Linked DNA regions of Homo sapiens: region 1 is linked to region 2. Evidence: read pairs that join two places in POLR2A ChIA-PET (ENCODE). Cell type or tissue: MCF 10A. All regions are shown on one strand. Each heading gives the region's core, and the rest is flanking DNA. Links, peaks and the distances in the headings are about the cores only.

Evidence for each region. Peaks named below come from ENCODE experiments on the same cell type or tissue, not always from the same donor. Only the 100,000 strongest peaks of a DNase experiment are listed, where the experiment ranks them.
Region 1: POLR2A ChIA-PET joins it to region 2 with 5 read pairs; 3 of 35 experiments call an interaction of 5 or more read pairs at or near these places.

What each region holds. Positions count from the first base shown.
Region 1 is chr15:98,896,180-98,898,980 of GRCh38, forward strand. IGF1R (insulin like growth factor 1 receptor) reads left to right here. Exons shown (of 21, transcript NM_000875.5): 4 at 578-726. Among named protein-coding and RNA genes, the nearest start is that of PGPEP1L, 110 kb to the right of the region's middle. RefSeq lists an enhancer at 128-1,327. In MCF 10A, for the core only: no CTCF peak of the experiment used is centred there; a DNase peak (open chromatin) is centred at 982.
Region 2 is chr15:98,682,201-98,685,001 of GRCh38, forward strand. The region is part of intron 1 of IGF1R (insulin like growth factor 1 receptor); the gene reads left to right. Among named protein-coding and RNA genes, the nearest start is that of IRAIN, 33 kb to the left of the region's middle. In MCF 10A, for the core only: no CTCF peak of the experiment used is centred there; DNase peaks (open chromatin) are centred at 1,281 and 2,341.

The sequences.
Region 1 (2,801 bases), core at 43-2,542, 210 kb after region 2:
ATAATTTCGGTTGTGCTTTAGCAAGAAAATAATGGATCTGTGCTATACCACATGCCTTTTGGTATCCCTCACTGGGCTTTGCCAAAACACTGACTGCAGGAGCTAGACTACTGTTAGGCAGAGACACTGCACTCCCTTTGCTGTCCCTGCCTTCTCTCCTAGCGACTCCTCCAGGTACACAGGCCAGGGTCACAGTATCAGAAAGCAGCTCTGTTTTCCTCCAGAACCCCCCAAGCTTCCTTTCTGCAGCACTGTCTCTCCCACATGGAACCAGCTGGCTCACCAGTCAACAGCCTATGACACACAAATGCCTTGAGGATGCAGCATGTATTTTGTCTGGAAGCAAGCAACACGCTCTTCCTTTGTAGGCTGTTTCTCCTTTTGCTTGCAATGTGAGTGGCTTATCTTGGGTGGGCTTGGGGGTGAGATACCATGTGACCACATGAACACTTCAAAACAGTTGCTTTTTCTAATGCATGCTGTAATAACAATGAAAAGCATATCCTTATGGTTTTTTTAATGCAAGAAGACAGACTCAATTATGTGTGTTTTTGATTTTTTTTTTCTTCTTCAACAGCATGTACTGCATCCCTTGTGAAGGTCCTTGCCCGAAGGTCTGTGAGGAAGAAAAGAAAACAAAGACCATTGATTCTGTTACTTCTGCTCAGATGCTCCAAGGATGCACCATCTTCAAGGGCAATTTGCTCATTAACATCCGACGGGGGAGTAAGTATTCCATCCCCCTGGAAAAACGGCTAGATCTCATGGTTTTCTTTTGTTGATGCTTTTCATGCTCCCGTCCCTGAGTCACCACTAAAATATGGGCTTAGATAAACAACATGGTGTGTAAGCCTCACGCATGACGTCTCTTCTTTGAGTTTCCCTGAAAGATAAAGAACAGATTGAAAGGCAATCTGTCTTTTAGCCATTGGCACGTCATTTATTCCTGTAAAGAGGGTCATCGCTCATCTTTTTGTTAGTCACATCTTGCATAGGAGAGGCAAGCCCTGACACATACAAACCCCAGAAGAGACCATTGGATCAGACGTGTGACTCAGCAGACTCCAGCTGTAGCCAAATCCACACATCTTTCAAGTCTAAAGAGTTTTGGTTACTTGAATTTACTGAGAAGACTGAGCAAAGGGAAGTTTAGTGATATCACGTTAAAATTTTATGAAGTCCAAAAGAATGCTAGATTTCCAAATTTACTTGTGAGAGACAAAAGGATACAAGTGTGTGTCATTGTGTACATAAAGTTTCGGTCTCACCCCTGTACAATGACCTTTATTTGCAATAGATGGCATTCCTGGTAAGTTGCTTCTGAGTTGGATTTGTGCAAAGGATTTCCCACTGACTTAGCCTATGATCTCTTCACTTCTTTGGTTTTTTGTGTGTTTGTTTTTTGGTTTTGTTTTGAGACAGGGTCTCACTGTATCACCCAGGCTGGAGTGCAATGGCATAATCATAGCTCACTGTAACCTGGAACTCCTAGTCTCAAACAATCCTTCTGCTCAGCCTCCCACGTTGCTGGGACCACAGGCACACACTACCATGTCTGGATAATTTTAAAAATCTTTTCACTTCTGATTTTTCATTGCCAAGGGCTTCTAGTAATGGTGCCTTAAATTCTCTGCCACTGGGACCACTTGGTCAAGGTACTGATAGTTTTATAAGCTAGAATAAATATCGTAAAATGGCTTTGAAGTTGAAAGGAATTTTGGGGGGGGAATCCTTTTATGAAGAATTTTTTTTTTTTTTTACAGTTTGAGAGGAAAAATAATGTATTTTGAGAATGTGTTTTCCTTAATATTTGTTAAATGAGTAGACTGTATTCTTAAGGTTTAGAAAGGACAGAAACAAGTTTGTGCTTAGTTCTTCTGAATTAGTTGATATCCCTTGTTGCTGTTCACAATACACCCACTCCCAGCCCTCCGTGATGGAGATAACTCTGTTCCCCACAACTAGGGCTTGCCCACTCTCATGGTACTTCTGATGTTTAATTCTTTTGGCTGTGTCTGCATTTCCTCATTTACTTTTAATTTGCTTATCCCTAGAACATACCTTTTGAGTGCCTAAACTTTTTTATCTTCCTGTCCTGAAGACAAAAATTTAATCTGTGAATTAAACCCATGGAGAAGTATCATTTATGAAGGGATTGGTACATATTGATGCATGATGATGAAATGTGTCTTCTGGTTTATGTCCATTGCAGGAAATAGATTGGATTTAGGATGATGGGACATCTCATTAGAGGGGAAATTTCCTGATCTTGACTAAGGCATGCTTCCTGCCCCACGTTTAAAATTCAGGATCTCTTCCTTAAAACATCAACTGCACGCAACCTCTCATCTTTCCAACTTGAACTTCCCTTTAATTTTTCTTGGAAAGCTATTAAATTAAATTAGATGTAGGGCTTTATCCTTTAGTACCCTTATTATTTTATTTGTATCAACTCAAAGCAAAATAGAGCATTTTATTAAATATGTCTTCATAAATTACGCACAGTAAAATCCCATTAATTGGACCACACCCAGTTCATTATAGTGTTTATTATAATTTTAGCATTAGTTGAACTGAAAATTGGTTTTTGTTTACTATGAGAAAAAGGTAGACTAAACAAGATGAAACCTGTTGTTTGCATATTATGTTTGTACATCTTTATTAGCAACTATTTTTCCAACTATTTTCAACTATTTTTCCAACTATTTTCTAGTTATAAAAGCAATACATAAATACTATAGAAAATTTAGCAATGCAGAAATGAATTTTTAAAAATCCCTCATAGATAGCCATTGTTAACA
Region 2 (2,801 bases), core at 69-2,568:
CTAAATCATATTAGGACTCTTTGGTCTCCTATGGTTATCTGAGTTGTTTTCCAGGAGGAGCTGGGAAGGTACCAGGAGAAAGATGACTGTCCCTCTCATGTTTGCTGAGGGTGTTCCTGTAAGGTGAGCTAGTGTTCCTTTTAGGGCCCGTGGAGACCGACCTTCACATTGAAGAAGCATATCTGTGCTCCGAGATGTTTTCATGGGGAGAAGTGTCAGGTGTAATTATAAAAGGAGTCTTTCTCTTTAAATACTGTAGGCGATTTAGAAATAGTGGAGGTTTAATTGAAGAGCTTGTCTACGTTTTTACATTTTCCTTAGGCACAGAGAAACTAGTATCTTTCTCTGGGTTGCCTTTTTTTTTGGAGACAGAATCTTACTCTGTCATCCAGGCTGGAGTGCAGTGGCCTGATCTCGGCTCACTGCAGCCTCTGCCTTCCGAGTTCCAGCAATTCTCCTGCCTCAGCCTTCCAGGTAGCTGGGATTACAGGCACGTGCCACCATGCCTGGCTAATTTTTATATTTTTAGTAGAGATGGGGTTTCACCATGTTGGCCAGGCTGGTCTGGAACTCCTGATTAGGTGATCCACCCGCCTCTGCCTCCCAAAGTGCTAGGATTACAGGCATGAGCCACCACACCTGGCCTGGGTTGCTTTTTAAATTCATACCTACTGTCTTATTTGGGTCTCAAATGTGATCAGTGGTTATACTTTTCTTGCTATGCATTTAAGTTGGAGCAGGCTCCGGGGCACCACTTCCCTCCCTAGAGTTGATGAACCCCTCATATCAGTGACCTCCCCATGTCACAGTGTATCTCGTGTGCACTGCTAGATATTCTGATCACACAGTGCTGAGATTACTGGTTTCTCTCCCTTTCTCTTTCTGTGGTTATAGGGATTCTTTAAGGGCAGGCAACATGTTCTTTGTTTCCATAGGATCTGACAAAGTGCATGGCATAGGTAGGTGTTCATCAAAAGGGGTGGAATAGGGTTGATCTCAAGGGTTTTAAGAGAGATCTGACGAGTTTGGGTGTGTGACTTAAAAAGCAGATACAGCGCCTTTTCACGGATACACCTCCGTGATTCCTCAAGTGGTCTGGCTGTGTTTATTTTAGGATTCTAAAAGTAAAGTGTTCTGTTCTGAGTCTTTCACGATCTGATGTTCTCCAGTTCTGTGAGGTCTCCTCCTTTAGTCCCATCATTGGGGCTGTTTCTGCTCGGAAGGCCAGGAAGTTGCTGGAAGTCTGCTGGGCTTTGCAAAGGGACTTTTGCTTGTGTGGGCATTGCCCAGTTGTGTTACAACTTGTTTACAGCCGTTGGTTTTTAAGGGATGAGGTAATCTTAGCTCAGCTTAGTGTAATACACAACAGTTTTGTTTATTGAGAAAATCATTGTTGAAGTTTTTCAGATGTTAGAGATGTTATGAATTGCAATCAAGTCGGTATCCTCTTATATAAGTGCATCTGACAAGCCCATTTCACAACTACATCTCATCAGTCACAGTTGGATGGCAAGGTTTATTGTTTAAAGTTTTTGTTTTTTCTTTTTTAAGTTGGGAAAGGAAGACAGATGGTTTCAGAAGCCAAGAAAGGGCACAAAGGCGTGGATATTTGGAAATCGGGACATAATTCACCATTCTTCTTAATTTTTTCTGATCTCTAAGACACTGAGACAGCTGTTAATTGAATTGCTTGTTCACAGTATTTGAGACGTAATGAAATGTGAGTGTCCTAATCACCTGGCGGGCGTAGATCTTTGGGATCCTCCTGGAGGCTTAGTAGGGCTGCCCTGAGCAGTATTGTCTTCTCCAGCTGGGCCTCTGAGCTGTACCATGTGCCCGTGCTCAGCCTCAGTCCCTCCCTCAGCCAGTTGTTAAATCACTTTGGACGTGTGACAGCCTCAACATGTCACAGCTTTAAAAGTTCAGATTTTAAAAAGGTAAGGAAATGATCTCCTAGTGAGACAACTTCTGCCTAAAAAATAAAAGCTTCTAAGACATAAATTCTGTGTTATGAACAACTTGCAATTTTCATAGTTTTCAGTTTTAGCTCTGGCAGCCTCTGATAGATCTTAAATATGTTTATCACAGCTGGAAAAATGTTTTATTGTCATCTTTGTTTATCATAATATGCCACCTACTCTGGTTGTGTCTTACAACTGTAGCTCTGTGGGGTTTTTTTTGTTTGTTTTATGCTTGCTAATGGGGGAGGTGGGGGGTGTGGGCGGATGAATATAAATGATACCTAGAAATTGAAATTGGAAAAAAAAATGTATTCAGCCAGTACTCTTTCCAGGTTATAGCTAAACGTCAGTTGGCAACCTCTATGCTGTGGTTTATTGAGTAACACTTAATACTTAGCACAGCCCTCAGTGAAGATCTTTTATGGCCTTTTCTGAATGTTATACAAACATAACTAAAGCTTATCCAGATGAGGACAGGGACCTTTCTTTCCTTCCTTTTTAAATGGAGCAAAATTTGGCCACTGGGTTGCTGTGGATGAGAGAGTAGAAGGAGAAAGGCAGTCATCGGGAGACTGTGTGCTGAGAGAGCGCATGTGGGATTTGGCTTCAGGAAGTCTGGGCTTGCATTCTATCCAGCGCTAATATTTAGTGAGTGTGATTTGGGGCAAATTATTTCGTCTCCCTGAGCTTCAGAATGTTTGAAACTTTGTGAGGAGTCTGACCCCACACTGTAGGCTCCCTCCATGTATATATTTCTTCTTCCTTTTCCTTTTTTTTTTTTTTTTTTTTTTAAATTTTTGAGATAGTGTCTCGCTCTGTAACCCCAGTTGGAATGCAGTG